Regions from separate parts of the Homo sapiens genome. Here region 1 is linked to region 2. Evidence: chromatin contacts called from ENCODE Hi-C or POLR2A ChIA-PET data. All regions are on one chromosome and are shown on one strand. The core of a region is the stretch at or near the end of the contact, and the rest is flanking DNA. Distances in the headings are between cores, read along the strand shown. Region 1 overlaps DENND2B (DENN domain containing 2B). Region 2 holds the start of DENND2B (DENN domain containing 2B).

What was found. A loop is a pair of places that touch in the nucleus more often than their neighbours do. ChIA-PET counts read pairs that join two places held with the same protein, here RNA polymerase II (POLR2A). Pooled maps may share reads with other maps.
Region 1: a loop to region 2 is called in a map of prostate gland, with 6 times the contacts of the local background. The contact joins the enhancer-like site here to the promoter of DENND2B in region 2. A Hi-C loop is called at or near these places in 49 of 168 maps with a recorded cell type or tissue (GM11168, HAP-1, HepG2 and 31 more) and 27 of 50 pooled maps. POLR2A ChIA-PET finds 5 or more read pairs at or near these places in 14 of 52 experiments (AG04449, AG04450, BJ and 9 more).

The regions. Positions count from the first base shown.
Region 1 is chr11:8,704,547-8,711,686 of GRCh38, reverse strand. It overlaps DENND2B (DENN domain containing 2B), which reads left to right. Exons shown (of 20, transcript NM_213618.2): 10 at 456-565; 11 at 773-842; 12 at 3,833-3,910; 13 at 4,462-4,602. Among named protein-coding and RNA genes, the nearest start is that of SNORA3B, 23 kb to the right of the region's middle. RefSeq lists an enhancer at 1,036-1,537. Within about 2 kb of position 3,911, at least 19 of the 41 ENCODE cell types and tissues checked have a DNase peak (open chromatin) inside an H3K27ac peak, as active enhancers do; they include body of pancreas, breast epithelium, dorsolateral prefrontal cortex and 12 more, where a contact is called at or near this core.
Region 2 is chr11:8,805,587-8,812,634 of GRCh38, reverse strand. It overlaps DENND2B (DENN domain containing 2B), which reads left to right and starts at 1,961. Exons shown (of 20, transcript NM_213618.2): 1 at 1,961-2,118. It overlaps DENND2B-AS1 (DENND2B antisense RNA 1), which reads right to left. Exons shown (of 5, transcript NR_120590.1): 5 at 2,359-2,558. RefSeq lists enhancers at 6,038-6,537, 6,538-7,039.

The DNA.
Region 1 (7,140 bases), core at 2,662-5,161, 100 kb after region 2:
CATGTTGGTCAGGCTGGTCTCGAACTCCCAACCTCAGGTGATCCGCCAGTCTCGGCCTCCCAAAGCGCTGGGATTAACAGGCATGAACCACCGCGCCCGGCCACCCTGCTTATTTTTTTTTTAAGCCCCGCTCTGAGATGTTGTGGTTGACCATCTCACTCTGCTGACGAGAATGTGTAAGGTCGGGGACCTTGTCCCCTTTGTTTTCCATTGAGAGCCAAGAGCCCTGGCGCATAGCACCGTGTCAGATGCCATATAGAAAGCACTCCGCTGGCATTTATTGAATGAATGAATGATGACTCTGGGCTCTGTAAGAATTCGGAGTGGGACAAGGGTTGCTGAGATCATGCCCGCTAGTCAGTGGCATCTAGGGCCCTCAGGGGAGGAGGGGCTTCTCAGCCACCACCACCCGCCCTCAGGTTCCATGTCATCTCCTGGTTCCTTCTTCCCTGCAGCTGGACCGACCCACCAAGCAGATGCGAGAGGCAGAGGAAAGGCTCAAAGCCATTCCCCAGTTTTGCTTCCCTGATGCCAAGGACTGGCTTCCTGTGTCAGAGTATAGCAGGTGAGGCCTGGCCTGGCCTGAGGGAGGAAGGAGCATAGCCTTCTTTACCCCCATAGCGTGGGCACCTGAGTGGGGCCTGCTCTAGTCTCATCCTCTCCTACAGCAACCTGGCCCTTCACCCCACGTGAAAATGACGGTCCCTATTCTTGGGGGCTGTTTCCTAGGTCCTCTCACACCTCCCTGATGCCAGACCTCTCTTTGTTCCAGTGAGACCTTTTCTTTCATGCTGACTGGGGAAGATGGCAGCAGACGCTTTGGCTACTGCAGGCGCTTACTGGTGAGTGAGGCCATTCGGTCCTCAGGCCAGCAGGCAGGGGATAGGCCAGGGTGTGTGTGTGTGTGTGTGTGTGTGTGTGTGTGTGTGTGTGCCCTTCTGCAATTTTAGCTTGTATGAAATCCTATGTTATGCTTCCTGAGGCCACCCCGAACCCCCTGCCAACACACACACTTTCACAGGTGAGGCTACCCTGGGAGAGCAGGGCTCAGAGTGGTGCTTCTGAGGGGGCCTTAGGATCGGAGGTTATCTGGAGTAAGGGGAGGGAGTGGGTTTTCATGTCTTTTTAGTTTTTCTCTACTTTTTCGTCATTTCCCTTGGGATCATGGGCTCTGATTGCTGGTCTCTGGTTGCAGGATCGAATCGCCCCCAGCAGTATGTGTATATGCATCAGATTAGGTGAGGGACAACCTTCCTCACCCCCATACCTGGCCAGCCTGTAGTGGGGAGGAGGCCTTTCTGTGGTGTGGTGGGGCTGGAGATTGGGCAGGGACAGAGACATACCTTCTCTGGGAATCTGAGAGAGATACCTTGAATCTAGGGGAAAGGGATTAGGTTTTGAAAATGTTAGCCATTTTGTAAAGAGAAGTCCCTCACCATTTCCCTTCCCATTAGTCCTGGGAAATAGATTGGGTAGAGGCTCAGAGCCTGGCCCCTGCTGCACTCCCAGCTTGGAGCTACTGGGTTGTTGACAATGTTTTGGGGTTTCCAGGCCTTAGCAAGAGAAAGCCTCCCCAGATACCAGTCTAGGGGTAGATGAAGGGGGCAGGAGCCCTGAAGGAAGGATTTGGGGCCGGCCATTCATTCATTCAGAAACACTTATCATCCCTTATCAGAAGCCCTGACCTATTGAGAGTCAGGCACGTGCTATTGAGAGTCAGGCACGTGCTCATATAAAGATGAGTTTAACATGGATCTCCCTCTCGAGGAACTTTAGATGGCCTGTTACAGGAGATTGGACTTTCAACACAGGAGGGAAGGGCCAAGGGAATAAGAGGGAATAAATGTTGTTTAGAACCTGTCACATTCCAAGCTAGATGCTTCAAGTATGTCTTTTAAAAGAAAATGATCACAATAGCCCATGGGTTATTATTATCCCTGATCCATAGATTGGAAAGTCAAAACTCAGAGGTAGAATGACTTGCCCAAGGTCATACAGAACCAGAAGGGAAGTCGTTTGTCACCAATTTGTACTCTTGGATCACCCCCAGAGGATGGACTGGGGAGAGGGGGCGTGGGGAGGTAGAATGCCCATGGAGGGGCAAAGGGCGTATGCACAGGAGTGATGCCAGGTGGTGAGCCAGGCAGAGGCCAGCATGCCTCTGGCCGCCTGGGCCTCCCAGGCTTGGAAGGAGTGTTGCGAAGGCTGCCTTTGCTGGAACATAGATGGAGCAGAGCTGCTCCTTTGTAGTGGGGCTGCTGCCCCCAGGGAAGAGCGTGTTTGTCCTGGCGTGCTCAGAGAGGGCCTGGGCTGGGTCTCTGCCAAGGGGGCTGGCACTAGCTCGGCATTCCTGCAGATTGGACACAATGATTCTGATCCAAATCCCACATACTTGATTTAATCACTTGGGGCTTTAGGGGAGGCGGGGGAGAGGGAAAGAGACAGGAGTGAGTTTCAGGCCTAATATGGACAAAAACAGATTCTGCCTTCTCTTTAGATCTGTGACGTGTGGCCAGCAGGTTTGGAGACTGAAATAGCCCCATCTGCATTTGCTTAGCAGCCTGCACGAGGGGCCAGCACCTGCTGCTCTGCTCCCTCCCCACTCGGACTTGCCAGGCCCTCCAGGCCTCTGAGTCCTGCTGGAGAAGGCACTGCAGCCTGCATGGGGGCTCCGGGCCTGGGAGCTCTCAGTGCATGTCTCCCCTTTAGCTACCCACCTTTTTTTTTTTTTTTTGAGACAGAGTTTCATTCTTGTTGCCCAGGCTGGAAGTACAATGGTGTGATCTCGGCTCACTGCAACCTCCACCTCCCGGGTTCAAGCGATTCTCCTGCCTTAGCCTCCTAAGTAGCTGGGATTACAGGCGCATGCCACTATGACCGGCTAATTTTGTATTTTTAGTGGAGATGGGGTTTCTCCATGTTGGTCAGGCTGGTCTCGAACTCCCAACCTCAGGTGATCCACCTCCCTTGGCCTCCCAAAGTGCTGGAATTACAGGCGTGAGCCACCGCGCCTGGCCATGCCTACCTTTTAAGTCCCATTCTTCTTTTGCTCCTTTACTCCATAGCAAACCTCTACCCAGTGTCTTTGTTTTCTTTCCTTCCTGTCAGAAAGCAGCAGGCTTTAGGGGTAAGACAGCCAAACAGGGCCAAAGCAAACTCCTGGCTCCACAGCTTCTAGATAGGTGGCCTTAGGCAATGGCTTTATCTTTTTGAACTCAGTTGCCTCATCTATAAAGGGGATAATAATCCCTCTCTCACAAATCTCTTGTAAAGTCCCAAGCCCAGGAGTCAGGTATAGCAAATGTTCCATAAACAGTAGCTCCCATCTCTTGTTTTCAGTTTGCTCTCTTAGAATGGAGGTGGATCAAGAAAGGGAGAAAAGAAGCAAAAAAAGGAATGGTATGCCGAATGTGCCCTATGGGGCTAAAAAGCTACAATGGCTTGTCCTAAGGATGTACCCTAGTCCTTCCCATCTGCTGGGGTCCCAGCCTCAGGGCTATGAATCCACAGACACCCTGTAGCCTCTGCCAAACTGCTTTGCCCTTTGCCAGCCCCCGTCAGCGTCCTCCTGGGAGGAAGGGTGGAGCCTGTGTGGAGCCTGGCAGGAGCCTGGTACCTGGTGCTGGGAGACCCTGCAGAGCTGAGGCCTGTCCTGAGAGTGGTGGCTGTTCCTTCAGGGCTCTGGTTGCAGAGAGGTTTAGAGGAGGCTTAAAGTCTTCCTCCACTAGAAGGGCAGTCCTTACTCCTCCGTTCCCAAGGAAAAGGAGCCAGAAATGGTAATCATGCATTCTCTGTGTCTGTCTCTCTCCTCCTCCTCCTTGTCCTGGCCCAGCCAAGTGGGAAAGGGCCCCGGTTGCCAGAGGTGTACTGTGTCATCAGCCGCCTTGGCTGCTTCGGCTTGTTTTCCAAGGTAAGAGGCTCTGGCAGGCTTCCCTCCCCGTCCCCCAGCTGACAGCTCCCACAGGAGTATCTGCAGCCAGCTTAGATGAGAAAACCACCTGTGACTGTGAGCGAGCGGGAGACAGAATGCAGGAACAAGTACCAGTGAGCTCTCTGACACCCTCCCATTCCCCGGCCTGGTTCTCTACCCAGCTGGCTGGCATTTCCCCAGCTCCTGTGCTGGCAGTGTCTGCCCCTGTCACAGCCCACCCTGGGCCCTAGGCAGAGCCAGAGTCCTTGGGGAAGCAGGAGCGCCCAGGGAGCTGACTCTTGGGTGGTATTTCCTTTGCCCAGCTACTCCGCTCTTGGGGACTGAAGCAAGGCCAGTTAGGGAACAGAGGAGTCACTGAGTGCCAAGGAAAACGGGAAGGGTAGAGTGTGCAGATCATGGCAAGACCACCTTCCCGTCTCCCAGCTTCTGGGCTAGCCTGGTCAGATGCTTGGCTGCCCTCTTCTCTGCCAGGAGGGGGAAGGGCAGTGCCCTGACACCCTTCCTCTTTGGGCTGCTGGCGGTGGGCACAGGTCCTAGATGAGGTGGAGCGCCGGCGTGGGATCTCCGCTGCATTGGTCTATCCTTTCATGAGAAGTCTCATGGAGTCGCCCTTCCCAGCCCCAGGGAAGACCATCAAAGTGAAGACATTCCTGCCAGGTGCTGGCAATGAGGTAGGGATTTCTGCACCCTCTTCTCTCGGGCTACGGGCTGGGGTGGCAGGAGGACCATGCTGGCCAAGGTCGTAGTCTTTGGGGGTTGCAGAGCACGGTCCCTCCTTGCTCAACCATGTCTGTGTACCCCATCACTAGGGACCAAAAGAGCAAACAATAGGAATGTACATGTTGTCCAGCCCTCTGTTCCTCCCAGGGGCCTTCCCTGACCCATTTGGACTAAACTGCATTCCATCTGCCTTCCTTTTGTTCATTCATTGAACAGTTACTGAATGTGTGCCATCTCACAATCAGGGATTGCGCCAGACCTCAGAGCAGAGTCAGAGGTAGAGGGACGTGGCTCTGTCCTCATGAAGTTTGTAGTCTAGTGGGAGATACTGCTATTATAAACACTTTTACATATAAATAGATAATTCCTAAATGTGTTACAAGCCAAGTGAAAGCACAGGACCTTATGAGAGTGTGAAACAGGGGAGTCTGCTTTAAATAAGGGGCCAGGGAAGGTCTCCTCTGAGAAAGTAACACTTTATCAGAGACCTAAGTGGTGAGTGGGGGCAACTAAATGAAGCAGGAGGAGGGAGATGGAAAGAGAAGGATATGAACGGGAGAAGATTATTCCAAGTAGAGGAACCAGCATCTGCAAAGGCAAAAGTTGGGCAAGTGCAAATGCTGGTCAGAGGGTTGATGGGGTGGGGGTAGAGGGGTGGGTTGGCAGGCAAGAACCCAATCACGATGTCCCTGCTAGGCCAAGTTAAGGATTTGGGGTTTTATCTAAAGCAGGGGTATGATAAGATCTGACGTATATTTTCATTTCATTTTATTTTTTTGAGACAGGGTCTCACTCTGCCACCCATATTGTGCAGTGGTGCTGGAGTGCAGTGGTGCTATCATGGCTCACTGCAGCCTCACCCTCCCGGGCTCAAGCGATCCTCCCGCTTCAGCCTCCTGAGTAGCTGGGACTACAGGCGTGCACCACCAAACCCAGCTGACTTTTGTATTTTCTATAGAGACAGGGTTTCACCCTGTTGCCCAGGCTGGTCTTGAACTCCTGGACTCAAGCAATCCTCCCACCTCCCCCTCCCAAACTGTAGGGACTACAGGCGTGAGCCACCTGTGGCCAGCTGATACATGTATTCAAAGCCCACTGTGGCTGCCATGTAGATAATGGTCGGAGTGAAAACGGGGAGACCAGCAGGGATACTGTTGTGGCACTATGGGTAAGAGATGATGGCAGCTTTGGATTAAGATGTGGTAGAACAGGGGAAGGGAAGTAGATGGATTTTAGAATTAGGACCAATAGCACTTTGCGTTTGATTGGAAATAGGGAGTAGTTGTTACAGAGACTGTAAGGCTGACTCCCAGTTTTCTGGCTGGAGCCCCAGGGTAGATGATGGAGCCATGTACTGAGATGGGAGCTCGTGAAGGAGAAGCAGGTAATGAGGAGGAAGAGCAAGAGTCCAAATGTGTACATGTCAAGTTTGAGATGCCCATGAGACCCCCAAGAGAAGGTATTTAGTAGCAAAGAGTGTAAATAGGGAAGAGAAGAGAGCCCAGTATGGGGTCCTCCTCAGTCCTGGGGAACCCCAACGTGCAGAGGCCCTGCAGGAGAGGAACACTCAGGAGAGGGCTGCGGCTCAGGAGCACCTCAAAAAGGAAGCCGTGATCCGGATCAGGAACCACCAAGAGGTCAGGATGAGGCGTGGCAAGATCTTGACAAGTGCAGGGGCCCAGAAGTTGGGCTGGAGTGAGTTGAGAAGTGATGGGTGTGAGGAAGTGGAAACAGCCTGTGTAGACATCTTCTCAAGATTGCATGGCTGTGGAGAGAAATAGGGAAGAGGGCAGCAATTGAAATGTGGAACTAGGGAAGCTTGTTAGGGATGGTAGTTTGTATGCTGGTGGGAATGGCTGCCAGAGGAAGAGGTTTGAGCTGCAGGAGCAGGAGGGGCTAGCAGAGAGTACTGAGAAGATGTGGGTGTTAGGCTCCATGGAGGGCTTGGTGTTTATTAGGAGAGGAGGGAGTGGCTTAGTAGATTTTGGATTCTCATCTGATGGCTTTGATTTTCTCAAAGTAGAAAAGGTCAGACCGGGCACCGTGGCTCATGTGCTTGTAATCCCAGCACGTTGGGAGGCTGAGGCGGGGGGATCACTTGAGGTCAGGAGTTCGAGACCAGCCTGGCCAACATGTTGAAACTCTGTCTCTTCCAAAAATACAAAAAAAAAATTGCCAGGTGTGGTGGCGCATGCCTGTAATCCCAGCCACTCGGGAGGCTGAGGCAGGAGAATCTCTTGAACTCGGGAGGTGAAGATTGTAGTGAGTCAAGATTGCGCCACTGCACTCCAGCCTGGGCGACAAAGCGAGACTCCATCTCAAAAAAATACATATGTCAAAATAGAAAAGGTCATCCTTTGAGAGTAAGAGGTGGATGTTGGGTTCTAGGAGAGGGAAGAATAAATAAATTAGTTGTAGAGAGTGGGAGAGGGACTGACCAAAAAAGCATACCAGGCTTGCTGAGCAGTGGCAAATCCTAGCTTGAGGGC
Region 2 (7,048 bases), core at 712-3,211:
TCTTCTGACCCCTGGTGCTGTTGCAACCACTGTGCTTAATGTACTCAAGAGACTTGAAAGGCTTGGGGATTGTTTCTAGATTTTATTTCCTGGTTCCATGACCTGGGGCAAGTAATTTTACTTCTGTTGTAGAATTAAAAAAAAAAAATCTGTTAAATTAGTATAATAATGCCAATCCTAACTTTCAGACCTGTCATGTTGAACAGACGAGCCAAGATTTTGAGAGTCGTTTAGAAAAGTGCAAGGTCACATATAGCTGTAGGGTAGGGCTTTTTCTCCGAGCTGTGCATCAGGACGTTTTACATCTTAGAGATGCTGTCTTAAGGTCTTTAGGCTGAAAGGATGGTAGTCAGCCTATCTCGCCACAACTTACAAGGATTCTCCACCTTCCCTTGGGAGCCCAGCGTTATCTCATAACCAGTTATCAAAAAGTTGACAGTTTTTGAAATCAGGTGGCAATATACTTTAGTTGAAAGTGTGCTGGACTAGGGCGAACTTGGCTGATCTCTTAGTTCTTTGACTGCCTAACTGTATAAGTGCAGATCAAATGTTTAATCTCTCTGAGTCTCAGTTTTTCCATCTATAAAATGGTCATAAGGCCAGTATGCTGGCTCACGCCTGTAATCCCAGCACTTTGAGAGGCTGAGGCAGGAGGATTGCGTGAAGCCAGGAGTTCAAAACCAGCCTGGGCAACATAGTGAGACCCTGTCTCTATAAAAATAAAAATTAAAAAAGTAGCCAGGCGTGGTGGTGCATGCCTGTAGTCCCAGCTACTTCAGAGGCTGAGGCAGGAGGGTTGTTTGAGCCCAGGAGTTTGATGATGTAGTGAGCTATGATTGCACCAATGCATTCCAGCTTGGGCAATGGAGCAAGATCCTGTCTCTAAAAGAAATTTAAGAAGAATAATAAATAAACTTGAAAAAATGGTCATAAAAATATCTGTGCAGTGTATTTCAAAAGGTTATGAGGATCAAACAAAATGATACATGTAAAAAGAATGTTACAAAGCAGAAATGTATGCTGGGTAGGGGGGAGAGGAAGGGACAGGATGGGGATGGGGATGGGACTAAACTTAGGGGGTCTGCCGTGTCCCAGGGACTGTGCTCATTTTCTGACAGGAGCAATATTATTACCGACTGTGACAGCAGCTCCCACTAAGCCTGCACCTTAGCTGCAGATCCTTAGCAGGGCAGAGAGACAAGGCTGTATTTGTATCAGGTTTGTCGTCTGGGTTGTGACTCTCGACTTGCCCAGGATTCTTCCTGGTCCTGACCGAGTTGTCTTTGCTCTCCATTTCAGGAAGATGAGAGACTGCTTAGGCGCCACCACTAGTACCATGAGTCCCTGCACTGGTTAAAGCCATCGCCACAACCTGGACAGGCAGCAAGGTAAGCAGAGAGGCCAGTCCAGGCGAGCTCCTGGGATGTGAGTGCATTTCCGCCCCAACTGCTGCCCGGAAAAATCCCAAGTGCACAAACAAGTCAAGGCAGCGCATCAGGGTCCCTCCTACCCGAGCTCCAGGACCCAGAGGAAGCTGGGTCCCCTTCAAGCGCTTCAGCTAGCTCCCTCCCCCCTGGCAGGGATTCTTCCAAGTTATAAAAAATGAGACACTGGAGGGGAAGAAAACAAGTCCACTCACTGTCTTCTCCCTTCTCCCCTCTGAGCTGTTCAAGCAAGTTCCCAGGAGCAGTTCAGAGCCCCTGTTGGACTGGAAGGGAGGTAGGAGGAGTGGAATGCATGCAAAAACCGAGCTGATCAAAAGACAGTGCTGTTTCATGGAAGCCTCCCAGAACTGAGAGAGAGAGAGAGAGAGAGAGAGAGAGAGAGACAGTGAGAAAGAAAGAAAAAGAGAGCGCCCTTGTGCACGCGCTAGGCCAAGAGCGCGCCGCTGTGCGCGCGCCCGCCTAGCGAGGACAGGGTCTCCATGACAACCGGCCTGGCCGGCTAGCAGTGCTCTGCTCACTTGGCTGCGAGGAGCGCCACGAAAGGTCAGAGGAAGGAGCTGTGGGAAGCTCGCAGCAGGTATCGGAGCTTAAGCCAGTGGATTTGGGGGCCCTGGGCTCCCTAGCCGGCTGCGGTGTGAGAATGGAGTGGGCAGGAAAGCAGCGGGACTTTCAGGTAAGGGCAGCTCCGGGCTGGGATCATTTGGCCTCCTTTCCTGGCCCTTCTCTCCGGCTGTTTTCTGGGAGTCAGGCGAGTGTCTGTAGTCTCTGCTCGGGGTTTGGGGCTCAGGAATGATGTCATGCTCCAACAGTTGGATTCTATTAGCTTAAGGAGGAGGGAAACAGCCAATTTTCTTGACTTTGCAAATCTAGCTGATCTCACTCTTGCTGAATCTGAGGTGTTTAGACTTCACTCTAAAAAGCATCATTTTACTTTTATTTAGCACAAAGGCACAGGATATTTTTACAGGAAGAATCTTTTATATGGAAAAATCTGAGTTAACATCACTCCCGTGGTGTTTGTAGTTCTTACAGGGAAACTCCAGTGCCTTTTGAGCCGCTTGTTCGTCCTAGTGAACACTGTCTGTTTTGTCTCTTGGTGCTGCTATGTCTGACCTGTAATGGAAAAAAAAAAAAAAAAAAGGCTAATTAAGCTCAGCCAGGAGCCTGTGGTGAGTTCCAAGTCCCTCTAGAGCATTTATTAGGACAGAGGGACTGTCACAGGGATGCCTGAGCTGGGGTTTTGCACTCTCTCTCTTCCAGGCAGCTTGGTAAGAATCAAGCTGTCCTCCCACATCAAAAGGTCGATCACAGACTTTCCTAAGAGGTGGAGGAGGGGGCTGGCTTGGGGTTGGGGGGCCTGCAAACAGGTTTCTCATCCAGATGTCCCAGAGTGAGCTCTCAGCAGCAGCTGCTAAGAGCTGGGGAACATGAGGCACTGTAGTTGTGCCGGGTGGATTCCTTTGGTTACATTTTGACCAAATCTCAGGGCACGCAGTGTCCACGCTGTGCACTCCTACACTGATTGTCCTAAGTTTTGGTAAAACTTGTTCTGACCTAGAGGAGTGGTACATGGTGAGCTGTGTGGCCTTGGAAAGGAGACCCTCCCAGAAAGGCAGTTTTATAGGTGATAGGGTAGTGGGGTTGTCAGTAATATTATGAGGAGGATGAATGCAGCAAACACTTCCTGCAACGGAGACCCATCAGGGGTTGTGCTTCCACTTGAGCCATGTTATGTCTTAAATTCACTTCTTGGCCTCAGGGAACTTTGCAAATGCCTTTGGTTTCTCTGTGGGATGAGGGAACAGCTGCTGTCCTGGTTCTTCAGTTTTTCTTCTTGAACTTTCTGAACAGAATGTCTTTTGTATTCTGGCAAACAATGAGGGGGCATTCTGATTAACTTCGGATCAGCTTGCCAATGCAAGCACTGGCCATGTCCCCAGTTCCGGCTCCCTAAAATGAGTACATGTATACATCGTGGTTGTGGCCTGAGGGTCCACAAGGGTGAACTCCATGGCCCTGGACCTCAGACGGTCCACTTCTGAAGTTATTCCTCTTGCTACATACACTCCAGGGATCCTTTGCTTAGTTGAAACCTACATTTTGCTGGAGGGATGTGGCATAACACTGAGCCAGTGGCCCCTTCAGTTGGCAGTGTAAATCCAGAACCTCAGCCTTCTTTTCTACTTGTGTGTGTAGTTGGAGCTCTTCAATTTTACCATCCCCACATCTGTGAAGAGGGCTAGCAGAGACCCAGTTTCAGGAGCTGCTGCTCCTTCTGTTGGTATAGCAGAAAGAATAATGGATTTGGGTTGCTAGACTTGAGTCGACGGCTAGATTCTGTTCCCATAGGGCGGCCACGGGCAAGTATCTTAACTAATAGGAGCTTCAGATTCTTACCTGTGAGATGGAGGTAATAAGAACAACTTCACAGGACTGTTGGGAGGAGCCAGTGGGATAACTTCCATGAAAGTAGTTTGAAACAAGTCACGTCCTATCTAACGAACCGTGTTGTGAATTGAAGCTTGAGGAATGACCCAACTCTCTCTGGAAAGTCACTTTGCCTCTCTGTTCTGGTTCTCTCATTTTATAAAGTGCCTTCTTCCTTTCTGCATTTATAAGTAAACATGAGAAAAATCTGAAAAGACTTCTTCAGGATGTTTAAGGAAACAAATGTTGCTTTCCTTGGGTTGGGTCGTTTCATAAGAGTGATGTTTGCCATAAAACTGGAGCCTCATAGACGATCCTGCAGGGAGGAAGCTTTCCTTGGTCACCTGACTCATGTGTTTATATATAGTATAGAGGAGAGGTATTCCAAAAGACCCGTCGCTTTTCCTGTGTCCCACAGCTGCCTGTAGAGTTGTGGCACCATAAACTTTAGCAGCTGGAAAAGAGGCCAGGCCTGGTTCCCTCATCCTGCTGGGTCCTGCTGGGCACACTCTGCAGTGGGCAAAGGGGTCTTTCTCCTTCATTCTGGGTTTAGAAGGCAGGGTTCTAACTGGGAGAAAGTGTTATTGCTCCGAAAGGCTTCTTGGGGGCTGGGCAGGTCTTTCAGGAACTCATAAGGCCACAGCTTATGGGGAAAGAAAAAGAAACAAGGAAGTGGGAATTCCAAGGGCAGAGATTCTTGATATGCCATGGGACTGTGCCAAGGAATGGAAGAGCAGGGGAAGGGAGACTCCAGGCAAGGAGAGTCCCAGGTCTGTCCTCATTGAGTCGAAAGGGCGTATGGCATACTAGAGCGCGTCACCCACAGCCCCAGCTTTACTGTAGGATGGGGAAGACCTGCCAGCCATATCCCGGAGTGGTGTCTGGGAAGAAGCCCTTGAGCAGACCCATAGTAGGCAGATTAAAAAAATGAAACAAAACAAGCAGCTCCCCTTCTAGTTGAGTCATGTCACAACAGCCTCTAAGGCCTGAAGGAGAAGCTGCCCACAGCTTAGATTGGGGCTGCAGCTGTTCCCCGACTCCCATCAGTCCGGCTTCCCAGAGCTGAGTCACAAATTGGATCTGTCTATGTTCCTTAAGGATTAAAAAGTAACATTCCTGTTCTCACTCCCTCTTTCCTCCTTCTACTCCGCTTCCTGTACCTTCTCCCCTTGGGCTCTCTCTCTCTCAAATTAGATATCAGTCACCCCGGGAAGATGAAACTTTGAAATACACTGGAGAACAGGCCAAGGACACCCTTGGTTCTGCTGGTTCAGCCTCTTTCCCTGGAATGAAGGGCGGGGTGTACAGATTCAGGAGGGCAATCCAAGTATCATGGCCCCACTGGTAGCCTAGACCTAAGAGAGGCTGTGCCCCACTCCCCACCGCATCTGATTCTAAGAACTGCATTACGGGAGGTCCACCTGGCACCTCAGGGAGATGGGAGGCTCTGAGGCCTGGGCCTTCTGAAGCACCTCCCTGTGGGGCAGTTGGGACTGAAGGATTGAAGAATACATCTTCCTTCCTGTCACTCCTCTTAGCTGTTAACTGTCATTGCCCTGGAAACGTCCCCATTTCCATCGTTGGGCCTAAGAGAGTCGGCCGAGGCAGCCAAGCCCGGGGAACACATAGTTGAGGCTGGAGGAGGCCTGGCAGCAGCCCTTCCGAGCCCTGGCTTGGCCTTCCTTCTGTGCCTCTGCATGGGCTTGGGAGGAGGGTGTGTTTAGGGCAGGCTGCGAGGAGGGGAAGGGGAAATCTGCAGGCAGATAATTGAGTTCTTTGAGTTGGAGGGACCATGGAAAGTGGAGAAGGGGCCAGGAGGGCATAGAGCGAAAAAAGAAAAAGAAAAAAAAAAAAGACCATCTGGCATAGTCTGCAGAGATTTGTCTTTAAAGCCTATGGGAAAACTTGCATTAGTGTGTGCCTTCTCCTGGGGAGGCAGGGGCTGGGGAGGCTAGGCATTTGTTTCATCCTGGAGGGGAGGTGCTATGTGTGTCTGTCTCAGTAGGTGGGTCGGAGGAACTACTGGGTGCATCTGTCTTAGAGGAATATGCCACGTAATATTGTGCTGATAGAAACACCTGAGCTCTCTATTTCTAGCCATAGGCCCCAGAAAGCTCTCCTGGGTGTGTGTGTGTGTGTGTGTGTGTGTGTGTGTGTTTTGAAGGGAGAGGAGGGTGTTAAATGAGTCTAGATTACCTTATTGAAGAATTTCTCCAAAGACCCCTTCTCTTATTTTTTTGGCTCTGATGTCATGAATGTACTGTTGTTGGGGAGGGTGTTGAAACTATCACTATACTCTTCTCATCTAAAACTGCCTGAATGTTAGATTTCACTGTCCTTATAAAAGAGTGAATTATATGCAGTTAGCGTATGAAGCCTTCTTAACCAAAGCAGACCTATTCCTACAGGCTTGTCACGAAACCACCACAGTTTCTCAAAGCTCCAGACTCTTCCTCTGTGTGACCTGTCATCACCAAAGGGGTTGTGTGTGAGCTGGAGATGGACTGTTGGAAATCACATAGTGGATGGAGGATTATTTGGAACTGGGAAAAAATGAGATAAACTGAGGGTTACGGGAGACAAGATCTGAGGCAGGAGGAAGACTACTGGAAGGAAGCAGGAGTGAGGCACTGGGCAAGGGGCCCTGGGCGGAGGCAGTTCTCAGGAGCAGCAGGTGGTAATCGAGAGAAGGGCTGACCTCGGAGGCCTACACAATTTAGCAGAAGGCCAGACTGCCCCCAGGGAGCTCAGGGTGACAGTGTCGTGCAGGCCCTCAGAAGCACTGGAGGGGGTAGGGGTGGCTGGCATTAGGGTTAACACCTCTGTTTGTTTGTTCTTGGCTCAGAGGTGTCTCTGGTGCCCATCTATGCAGTATTGGTCTGTTCACCCATTTAGTCAGTGAATACGGAGTGTCTGGGCCAAGAGCTGGGGAGGAACGCAGAAGTATCAAGTATGGGCCTTACTCCCATCTATGTCATGTTATAATAGACGTTGTGTTGTAGTTATTTCTTCCCCTCTCTCCCCCACTCTGTCTGTGTGATTAAGAGAGAAGCAGCATAGACCTGCTGCAGTTCTGAGTTTTGATGGTAGGGTTAATGACCATCTCATGCTCTTAGGCTGGGAAAAAGGAGGAGGGTCCAACAGACTGATTTCAAGCACGATTCGAATGAAGGAAG